Regions from separate parts of the Mus musculus genome. Here region 2 is linked to region 1. Evidence: chromatin loops called from intact Hi-C (ENCODE). Cell type or tissue: gastrocnemius. All regions are shown on one strand. Links, peaks and the distances in the headings refer to the core of each region. The heading gives the core; the rest is flanking DNA. Region 1 holds the start of Gm40091 (a long non-coding RNA gene). Region 2 overlaps 1500004A13Rik (RIKEN cDNA 1500004A13 gene).

The links. Hi-C counts contacts between places; a loop is a spot of excess contacts. Peaks named below come from ENCODE experiments on the same cell type or tissue, not always from the same donor. Only the 100,000 strongest peaks of a DNase experiment are listed, where the experiment ranks them.
Region 2: a loop joins it to region 1, with 8 times the contacts of the local background. A loop is called at or near these places in 18 of 42 quality-filtered maps.

What each region holds. Positions count from the first base shown.
Region 1 is chr3:88,894,390-88,899,758 of GRCm38, reverse strand. Gon4l (gon-4-like (C.elegans)) reads right to left here. Exons shown (of 33, transcript NM_001242372.1): 21 at 5,201-5,317; 22 at 3,188-4,939; 23 at 1,399-1,654; 24 at 685-869. Gm40091 (a long non-coding RNA gene) reads left to right here and starts at 2. Exons shown (of 2, transcript XR_867449.3): 1 at 2-87. In gastrocnemius, for the core only: no CTCF peak of the experiment used is centred there; no DNase peak of the experiment used is centred there.
Region 2 is chr3:88,823,049-88,828,417 of GRCm38, reverse strand. All of the region lies in intron 1 of 1500004A13Rik (RIKEN cDNA 1500004A13 gene), which reads left to right. It also overlaps the pseudogene 5830417I10Rik. Among named protein-coding and RNA genes, the nearest start is that of 1500004A13Rik, 6.8 kb to the left of the region's middle. In gastrocnemius, for the core only: a CTCF peak has its summit at 2,497; no DNase peak of the experiment used is centred there.

The sequences.
Region 1 (5,369 bases), core at 202-5,201:
CTCGGAGGGGCAACTGGACAGCCTTTAACCCTTTAAAAACCAGGGACTGATTTTCACGGGTTCTGACTTCAGCACTGCATCATCCAGGTAAGGCATATGGATATGAATTCTAAGACACGTCATACCAAGGTACAGAATACACAAACTTAGAATGTTACTAAAACAATAACAGAAGGAAAAAGTCATGCCTACCCCTCGGAGGGCCTCCCTTTGCTGAGTTAACTAAGGAGGAAGCGGCACAGTGTGCCTAGACACGCAAGACCGAGGTTCGCTCCCGAGCCCAGCTCTCCCAGCCTGCACACCCTGAGTGTTCAGTGAAGGTCCTATGTCAGCCCAATCTGGGAAGTCACAACTTGCCATTGAGGGGGGCAATAGCCTAATCTCTGCGTGAAAGAGAGGTGAGATGAGTGAGGGTAGGGGCACCGATGACCAAGCCACACGTCTCCTGCCGGTTGTTAGAGAACGCAGTGGCAGACACAAAGTCTACTGTGCACCTAGAGAAAAGACTTAGTTTTTGGTTGTGCTGGGGCTGACCCAGTCTTGCCCATGCTAGAATGCTAGACAAGTACTCTGCTGCTAAGCTACCTCCACCCCCACCCCCAGCCCCAATCATGTTTAAAGCTTCTTCCTCCAAAGCAGCAGCTACAAATGCGCAGACTGACAGGAATGGCAGCAGTTGCCTACCCTGGTGAGATAAGCCTGTGCGAACGCCAGGTCCTTCTGCTCCCTGAGTGGGTCCCGGTCGAGAATGTCCTCATCATACAGCAACAGCAGCTTGGAGGTGTCCTTGCTGGCCCGAGCCCGACTTCCCCGTTTGTTTCGAGCCCGATGACTGCTCCGTCCCTTTCCAGCAGCTTTGATGCTCTCCCCTTGGAGTAGTGAAAAAGATTCCTTCTCAATCCCTGAAACTGTGCTATCCAGCGTAAAGGCCACCCCGTGCACTCCGACTAATATCACGGCACAGCTAGGGAAGAATAGCTAGGTCAGCAGCAGAGCCAGCCTCCAGGACAGCACCAGCACTGCGCAGTGCACCACACGCCCTTCAACAGTGTCCGGGACGCAAGCTGACCAGGAGTTCTGCAGCTGAGAAAGGAGTCCAAGGCTGGGAAGGGGGAGAGGTGGCCTAACAGAAATACCACCTGAGCTACCTAAAAACGACAGAAGAGAAGTTGAAGGAGGAACATGAAGGCCAAACAGCTCTTAGCCTCAGGCACACAAGAGGCAAGAACCACGGAAAAAACAAGGGCAACCTAGTGTAAACCGGGTGTTGATGAGGATTTAAGGCTCTGCAGAGGGGCGGTTCTCGTCTGTCTGGGGAAGGAAGAGAAGCTCCAGGTGACAAAGCGCACTCTGCACTCTGTCTCTGGGCAATGCAGCTTGGAGAGCTGCTGCACTTACCTGCGGGGGCTATGCTGGTCTCTATTTCTGGAGCAGTCTGAGGTGAGGCCAAGGTAGAAGGGGGTTTCTTGGCAGCATCTCCAACGGCTTCATCGTTCACTTCATCCTCTTTTTGCAAGGTTTCCATTCCTTCTGCCTCTTCTTCCTCCTCTTCTTCTGGCTCAGAGTTCTCCTCCTGGGAGTTCTCTTCCTCAGACTCACCCTCCTGACTCATCCTCCTTTCAGATGCCAGCCAAGTCAGTTTCTCCATTGTTTCCTAAAAGCACCATTTTGTTGAGGTTTTGTCTGCTGCTCTGCATTGTAATGATAAAATGTGTACCAGAAGGTCTACTTATGAGTGATTTCTCCTGCATGCCATCTTTTGTTGTGCAAACCTTGTTCCTTAATTTAAAGATACTGGTTGAATAAAAATGGCTACAACCATTAGCAGAGGGATTAGACATAGGCAGGCTTTTTAGTTACCTGCTGGTGCATGGCAGAAAAGCTAAGACAGAGAAAATGAGGAAGAGGAGAGAGGAGTGGAACCATGAGCACACGGCCAGGAGAAACAGCAAGTCTTTGGGGAACACCGCAGGGCAGGCAGCCAGGCCAGAGGCAAAGCAGGGCCAACACTGAGAACCAGAGAAGCCTGAGGTCCTGAGGACAGCTTTGCTTAGCAACTTTTTATACCTTCTCTTCTCCTTCTCCTCTATTTATTCCTTTGCTTCATCTCTGTATGGCTGGGGATTGAATCAGGGCCTTGCACATGTTAAGTACATGTGCTACGTTGGTTTGGTTTGGTTTGCTTTGGTTTTTAAAGACAAGATTTGCTTGGATGTCCTGGAACTAACTATATACACCAGGCTGGCCTGGAACGCAGAGATCTGCCTGCCTTTGCCTTGCAAGTGCTGGGACTTGGTGTGCAACACCATACCCGACAGGTACACTAGCTCTACTGTTTAGCTATTCCTCAATTCTTATGACTATTTAAAATTATTTTTAATTATTACTGTATCATTTTTAAGTTTTGCATGTGTGTAGATCTGTGCACCACATGCCTGCAAATGGCATCAAATTCCCTCCAACGGGAGTTACTATGGGTCAAGAGTAGCCATGTGGGTGCTGTGACTAAAACCTGCCATCTGATGGAAGAACAAGTGACCCTTAGTGAAGAGCCATCTCTCCAGCATTTATGGGCTATTATTTTAAAGTCACACTTGCTGATGGCTGTGTACAAGCCCCGAGGAACATGAATGCCATGGCACATGTGACGGGTCCCTGGAAAATTCATGATAGTCAGTCTCTATTATACCACGTGGTACCAGGGTGAGCGACAGGTAACTTTACCCATGGCGTCCTTGCCATGAAGAGTTTTTGTTTGCTTGCTTATTTGTTTGTTTTTGTGGCATGTAATGTATGTTCTAGGCAGTCAGTGAGGCGACTCAACAGGTATAGACACCTGCGATCGAGTCTGACCACAGAGCTCAGCTCCTGGGACCCACATGATGGAAGGAGATAGCCACGTGACCTGGTCCTTTGACCTCTGCACATGTCATCACATAGACTCACCATACAAATTAATGAATAGCGTAAAACATTTAAAAAAAAATTAAGTGTGCTCAAGTAACTCAAATTAACACTTCAATGAGTTCAATTCAAAGAACATGTCCCCTATACACAGCAATTCACACAGAGGTCAAAACTATGTTCCACAGATACTCAAAAGTCAAGTAAGGGTTTATGGCTATAATGTAATAGAGTAAGCATTGTACCAAGTCCCCATTCTACTTGGAGCCGCGCTGGCCCTTACCTGGAGCTCTGGGACAGAGAGCACAGACTCCTCAGAAGCTGATGACAGTTCATCTTCTTCATCTTGGGTGAGGTCATCAAAGTCCTCCTCCTCCTCTTCCTCAGGCCCGTCCTTCTCCCCTCCAGTGTCTGGTCCTGCTGGGGTTCCCACAGACTGGCCGTCAGCATTGGCCGAGTCCTCAAGCTTCCCTGGAGGACCGCTCAGCCCCCCGCCCTGGCCCATGGAGGACAGAGTGCTTTTTGGCAGTCCTCTGCTTGCATGACTACTTGTTCGTCCCTCAGCAGCAGCGTCTTGGGGCACAGAAGGGGATTTGGCAGCCTGCATGTCTTCCCTCTGCAGGACTGTCTGTTTGCTCATCTCACTGGCACTACTCGGCTTCTCCTGTGGGGACTCACTGTCTAATTCCATAGAGCATTCCTCTTTCACTTCCTCCCCAATGTCCTGCTTGGGAAAGTTGCTGGAGATTTCCACCATGCAATCTTGAGCTTCCATCTTGACCATATTTAATAAATCCTTCGATGAAGAGCTCAGAGAGTCCTGGAGATTCTGAGGCAATGGCTCCACAGCATGCCCACCATCTTCTGTTTTCACAACCGTCCAGCCACAGGCACTCTTTTCAGAAGAGCCTTCCTGGCTTTCTGTTTTGACAACAGCCCAGCTGCAGGCACTGGATTCAGAGAATGCTTCCTGGCTTCCCGTATCTGCTGAAGAATGCCAGGACTTGGGCTCCTCTTTGGAGAAGACAGTGGTACAGAGAGGAGTTAGCTCCTGGGGTTTTAATTTGGACTCAGGGTTCTGAGGAGCATTTTTCCCTTCAGCAACATCCAACTTCACTTGGGCCTTATCTTCAGGAATAGATGTCACAGGAAGAGTCAGAGGATTGCTGGAAACAATTAGGGGGGAGATGGAGGAGGCCACAAGGGGCTGGTTTAATGAACAGGGGAAAGTAGTGGGGTTGACAAGGAGAGTGGTGATAGGAATGGTCTGGGGACTTGGTGCCACAGCTGCACTAACAGGCTGGATCATGTTACAGCCACCACCAATGCTCACAACCTTTACTGTAGTGGCAGGAACTGTGAAGATGACGGGTGTCGGGTGGATGATGGGAGCAGGCTTCACACAGGGGGACACCTTGGCTCCTTTTCTTCTTGTGGGCTTCCGCCTCACATATGGCTTTCGAAATTTAGAAGGGGCCAGAGAGGGCAGCATTAATTTGGGTGCAGAGCAAGAAGGAGGTGCTGACTGAGTCTCAGACAAGGGGAAGGTGGTCCTGGCTTCAGACCCACAAGGCATAGCAGGCAGTGCTGTTGGAGACTCAAAACCATCTTCTCCACGAACCCCCACTGAAGGGAACCCTGGAAGTGTCTGTAAGACAGCGGCTGGCTGAATCAGATGAGGAATCTGGACCACTGTGTTGCTTGGAGGAACTTCTGACTGAGTTGGCCACGTTGCCATTTTCCCAGGGTTGAACACAGGCTGAACAGAGGGGCTGGGTTGGATAAGGAGGGGCTTCTGGACCAATGGCCGCTTCTGTCGCCAAGCCTTTCTGGAGAAACGCTTGGAACCCGGCTTCAGTTTGAGCACCACACCCTTGGGTAGCAGCAGTGGGTACTGAGGTTCATCTCCCAGGGCAGGGCTGGCTTTCTGTAAGTGCTGATCGGTGCTGCTCTCAGTGGCTGTGGTCACACTTCCTCCCTCTGTAGCGCCTTCGGATATGTTCCGCAGTTCATCCTGAATGGACTGTAGACTGGCCTGCAGGACAAGAACACTCTGCTCTAGAACACAGCAGACGTTAAGGGAAAGGAAAACTTAGCTTTCTGGATTCTGAGCACTACTGAAAGGGAGCCGCAACATAGGGTTCCAAGACGGGTATTTCTCTGCATCAATTTTCTAACACAAGAACATTTCAATTCTATAAACTCGTCCAGAATTTACATTGGGAAATTATCATGTAACTCCTACAGGAGCTGTCAGTGACTTTTGCCTCACACAGATTTTGAAGGAAGGCCTGACCTTTAACCAGAATGGAAGCCGGTGTTCTTCCTTCTCAAAAGGTGGCTTCCACTGATGTGGCTGGATCTCTTCACAGCACCTCACCAGAACTGGCAGCTGTTTGGTCTTCTTATAAAACTAAACATGAAAACACAGAGTATAAGTCATATTCTTTCAGACTGGTAAATGG
Region 2 (5,369 bases), core at 281-5,280, 71 kb after region 1:
CTGGGCAATGCTGGCGCAGTCCCTGAATCCCAGTACTAGACAGGCAGTGACAGGAGGATCTCTGTAAGTTTGAGGCCAGCCTGGTCTGCAGAATAAGTTCTGAGAGAGCCAGGGCTACACAGCAAAAACACATCTTAAATTTTTTTTTTATTTTATGTATATGAGTACACTGTAGCTGTACAGATAGTTGTGAGCCTTCATCTGATTGTTGGGAATTGAATTTAGGACCTCTGCTCGCTCCAGTCAACCCCACTTGCTCAGTCCCTGCTCACTCCAGCCCAAAGATTTATTTATTATTATAAATGAGTACACTGTAGCAGTCTCCAGATGCCCCAGAAGAGGGTATCAGATCTCATTACAGGTGGTTGTGAGCCACCATGTGGTTGCTGGGATTTGAACTCAGGACCTTCAGAAGAGCAGTCAGTGCTCTTAGCTGCTGAGCCATCTCTCCAACCGCAGCCTCCACCACCACCACCACCACTAATACTACCAAACCAAACTTTTCATTAGAGCAAGGAAGAGGCCTTGAATTCACCATCTGCTGTTTCTAGTTCAAGTTCTTGGCTTTTGGGGACAGAGGGAACAATACTGAAATGGATGCGAAGGTAGGGCAGAGGTGGGATGGCAGTGAGCAAGTAAGGAAGCCTCCTTGGTCCTCCAGAACCATGACACTGCCTGTCTTCTCTCTACCTATCCTTGTTGTCTCTGTAACAGTCGATACATTGTACGTAGCAGTAGGTTCCCTCAGTGACACAACACCATAGAGCCAAAGAACTGTGCAAACAGATGTCTCCCAGTCTTGGCTTTTAGACTTCATTTTCAAATTACGCTAAAAAAAAATATCTGTCTTGGGCCAGCAAGGTAGCTAAGGGGGGGTGGGGGGCGCGCTTGCTGCCAAGCCTGATTGATGAGCTATGTTCCAGCTATGAGACTTCCACCAGCTATGCCTGGGGGAAGGAGAGAATGGACTCCAGAACCTTATCCTCTGCCTTCCTCTCCCCCCTCGCCACCCCCGAGTGAGTGTACGTGCCGTCGAACACATTGCACACACACACTTATCTACGAGGTGTGGTGGCTCACATCTGTAATCCCAGCACTTGGGAGACTGAGACCTAATGTTTCCCTTGGTAGTTCCCTTCTGCCCTCTTCTCAGTCAGTCAGTCAGTCAGTCAGTCAATGTTCACCTTCACTAAACAATAGCAAACAATCTGCAAGAAAGCTCCTGACTGGGCAGTGGAGAGCCTTGTCTTCATATTGGAGCCATTCTGATTGGCCACACAGTTGTTTACACACAGACTTATTTAGCTTTTGTTAAATGTCAGAAACTCAGGTTTGCGAACAAGCAGGATGGGATTCTTGCCTCCTAACTTCTCCCTAAAAACAGTTATCTTACCGAGTGATATAAACAGGAGTATGGATAAGACATGGGCCTGCACATCATGTTTTCAAGTGTTAATAATGGCCTTTCTCCTTACCTATATTCCTTCAAAATGAAGACTGTTTATTTCCGACTGGTTCTCAGCTTTCACCGAGTGGTGAAATATTGAGATAGAAAGGATTTCAGAGTTATGACACCCTGGGGAGGCAGCGGCAGGCAGATCTTTCCAAGTTTAAGGCCAGTCAGAGTTTCAGAGTGAGACCTAGTTTTGTTTTTATGGGTGTTTTGCCTGCAAGTATGCCTGTGCACCAATAGTTACATGCCCATAGAAACCAGGAAAGACCATCACATCTCAGGCTTCTTGGAGCACAGTGGTTGAGAACGCCTTTAATCCCAGCACTTGGGAGGCAGAGACAGATGGATTTCTGAGTTCCAAGGCCAGCCTAGTCTACAGAATGAATTCCAGGACAGCCAGGGCTAAACAGAGAAACTCTGTCTCAAAAAAAAAAAAAAAAAAAGATTTATTTATTTTTTTATGTGTCTGAAGTCAGCTACAGTGTACTTATGTATAATAATGAATAAATCTTTAAAAAAAAAAAACTTGATTCGAGGCCAGTCTGGTCTACAAGTGAGTTCCAGGACAGCCAGGGCTATACAGAGAAACCCTGTCTCAAAAAAACCAGAAAAAAAAAGTAGGTATAATTTTTTTGTCAAAGATTTATTATATACACAGTGTTCTGACTGCAAATCAAAAGAGGGCACCAGATCTCATTGAGGATGGTTGTGAGCCACAACGTCGTTGCTGGGATTTGAGCACAGGACCTTTCCATGAGCAGTGAGTGATTTCAACCTCTGAGCCATCTCTCCAGCTCATATAAATCTTTAAGAGAGAGAAAAACAGGCTGGGTGTGGTAGCACATGTCTTTCATTCTGGCACTCAGGAAGCAGAAACAGATATCTGTAACTTCATAGAAATTTGATGCCAGCCTGGTCTACATACATAGTTCTAGGGCATCCCAGTATGAATAATGCTTAGAAAAAAACAAAACCAGACCCAAGATTTGTTTTGCAGCAATATATTGGTAGCACTAGAATAGAGCTATAAGCACTACACACCACTCACCATTAGAGGGACCCCTATAATCAGACACACACCTTCAATCCCAGCACTTGAGGGGCAGAGGCAGGAGGATCTCTGTGCAGCCTCACCTAAACAATGAGTTCCAGGCCAACAGGGGCTACCTAGAAAGTCCATATATTTTAAAAAAATTTTTAAATGTACTTTTCAGAAGGGAGGGCAGAGTGTGACGTATCAAGATCTCCACTTGTACTACAGATAAAACCCTGTAAACAAACGGGAAAACTGGAACTGTCTTGATTGGCTGCATTTGAGCCCCTCTGCCTCTGCCCCGGAGTCAGCTGTAAAGTCTTTGCCCGTCAAAGTGGACTTACGAGTCCACACGACAGGGCTTGCTCAGGCAGCAGGAAAGCAGCAAAGTCCTTCAAGAGCTGAGGCCAGTCTTGGAGAAGGGTTTGCAAGCTTTTGAAGAGATCCACAGCGCTGTGCATTTGGGTGCTTGACTCAAATTCATAGATGATCTGAAGGAAATCTTCGTATTTGCCAGGGGTGTGCTGGAGAGCTTCGCGTACCTACAAGGAATACTTGCACTGGTCAGCATCCTTCTGTGGGCCTGCAATCCTAACCGACAAGGGCACAGAAGGCAGCTGTGCTCACACGGCTCTGAGAGCTCCCTTCACAGGCACTCCTCTGACCCAAGGAGTAACAACACACAGAACAAGCAGCAAGGCACAACTCCTTTCCTCGGAGGGGCAACTGGACAGCCTTTAACCCTTTAAAAACCAGGGACTGATTTTCACGGGTTCTGACTTCAGCACTGCATCATCCAGGTAAGGCATATGGATATGAATTCTAAGACACGTCATACCAAGGTACAGAATACACAAACTTAGAATGTTACTAAAACAATAACAGAAGGAAAAAGTCATGCCTACCCCTCGGAGGGCCTCCCTTTGCTGAGTTAACTAAGGAGGAAGCGGCACAGTGTGCCTAGACACGCAAGACCGAGGTTCGCTCCTGAGCCCAGCTCTCCCAGCCTGCACACCCTGAGTGCTCAGTGAAGGTCCTATGTCAGCCCAATCTGGGAAGTCACAACTTGCCATTGAGGGGGGCAATAGCCTAATCTCTGCGTGAAAGAGAGGTGAGATGAGTGAGGGTAGGGGCACCGATGACCAAGCCACACGTCTCCTGCCGGTTGTTAGAGAACGCAGCGGCAGACACAAAGTCTACTGTGCACCTAGAGAAAAGACTTAGTTTTTGGTTGTGCTGGGGCTGACCCAGCCTTGCCCATGCTAGAATGCTAGACAAGTACTCTGCTGCTAAGCTACCTCCACCCCCACCCCCAGCCCCAATCATGTTTAAAGCTTCTTCCTCCAAAGCAGCAGCTACAAATGCGCAGACTGACAGGAATGGCAGCAGTTGCCTACCCTGGTGAGATAAGCCTGTGCGAACGCCAGGTCCTTCTGCTCCCTGAGTGGGTCCCGGTCGAGAATGTCCTCATCATACAGCAACAGCAGCTTGGAGGTGTCCTTGCTGGCCCGAGCCCGACTTCCCCGTTTGTTTCGAGCCCGATGACTGCTCCGTCCCTTTCCAGCAGCTTTGATGCTCTCCCCTTGGAGTAGTGAAAAAGATTCCTTCTCAATCCCTGAAACTGTGCTATCCAGCGTAAAGGCCACCCCGTGCACTCCGACTAATATCACGGCACAGCTAGGGAAGAATAGCTAGGTCAGCAGCAGAGCCAGCCTCCAGGACAGCACCAGCACTGCGCAGTGCACCACACGCCCTTCAACAGTGTCCGGGACGCAAGCTGACCAGGAGTTCTGCAGCTGAGAAAGGAGTCCAAGGCTGGGAAGGGGGAGAGGTGGCCTAACAGAAATACCACCTGAGCTACCTAAAAACGACAGAAGAGAAGTTGAAGGAGGAACATGAAGGCCAAACAGCTCTTAGCCTCAGGCACACAAGAGGCAAGCCTCAGGCACACAAGAGGCAAGAACCACGGAAAAAACACAGGGCAACCTAGTGTAAACCGGGTGTTGATGAGGATTTAAGGCTCTGCAGAGGGGCGGTTCTCGTCTGTCTGGGGAAGGAAGAGAAGCTCCAGGTGACAAAGCGCACTCTGCACTCTGTCTCTGGGCAATGCAGCTTGGAGAGCTGCTGCACTTACCTGCGGGGGCTATGCTGGTCTCTATTTCTGGAGCAGTCTGAGGTGAGGCCAAGGTAGAAGGGGGTTTCTTGGCAGCATCTCCAACGGCTTCATCGTTCACTTCATCCTCTTTTTGCAAGGTTTCCATTCCTTCTGCCTCTTCTTCCTCCTCTTCTTCTGGCTCAGAGTTCTCCTCCTGGGAGTTCTCTTCCTCAGACTCACCCTCCTGACTCATCCTCCTTTCAGATGCCAGCCAAGTCAGTTTCTCCATTGTTTCCTAAAAGCACCATTTTGTTGAGGTTTTGTCTGCTGCTATGCATGGAATGATAAAATGTGTACCAGAAGGTCTACTTATGAGTGATTTCTCCTGCATGCCATCTTTTGTTGTGCAAACCTTGTTCCTTAATTTAAAGATACTGGTTGAATAAAAATGGCTACAACCATTAGCAGAGGGATTAGACATGGGCAGGCTTTTTAGTTACCTGCTGGTGCATGGCAGAAAAGCCAAGACAAAGAAAATGAGGAAGAGGAGAGAGGAGCGGAACCATGAGCACACGGCCAAGAGAAACAGCAAGTCTTTGGGGAACACCGCGGGGCAGGCAGCCAGGCCAGCAGGTAGGAAAGTAGATTGGGGGGGACCCCAGTAATTATCAAAGCCAAATACACTAAACAAAGTCTGGGTCTCACTCTTTTGTAAGGAAGTCAGGATTGGATTAAACTGGTTGTACTACACCGAAAATGTTTCCAAGGGCTCCTTGCAGCTCCCAGAA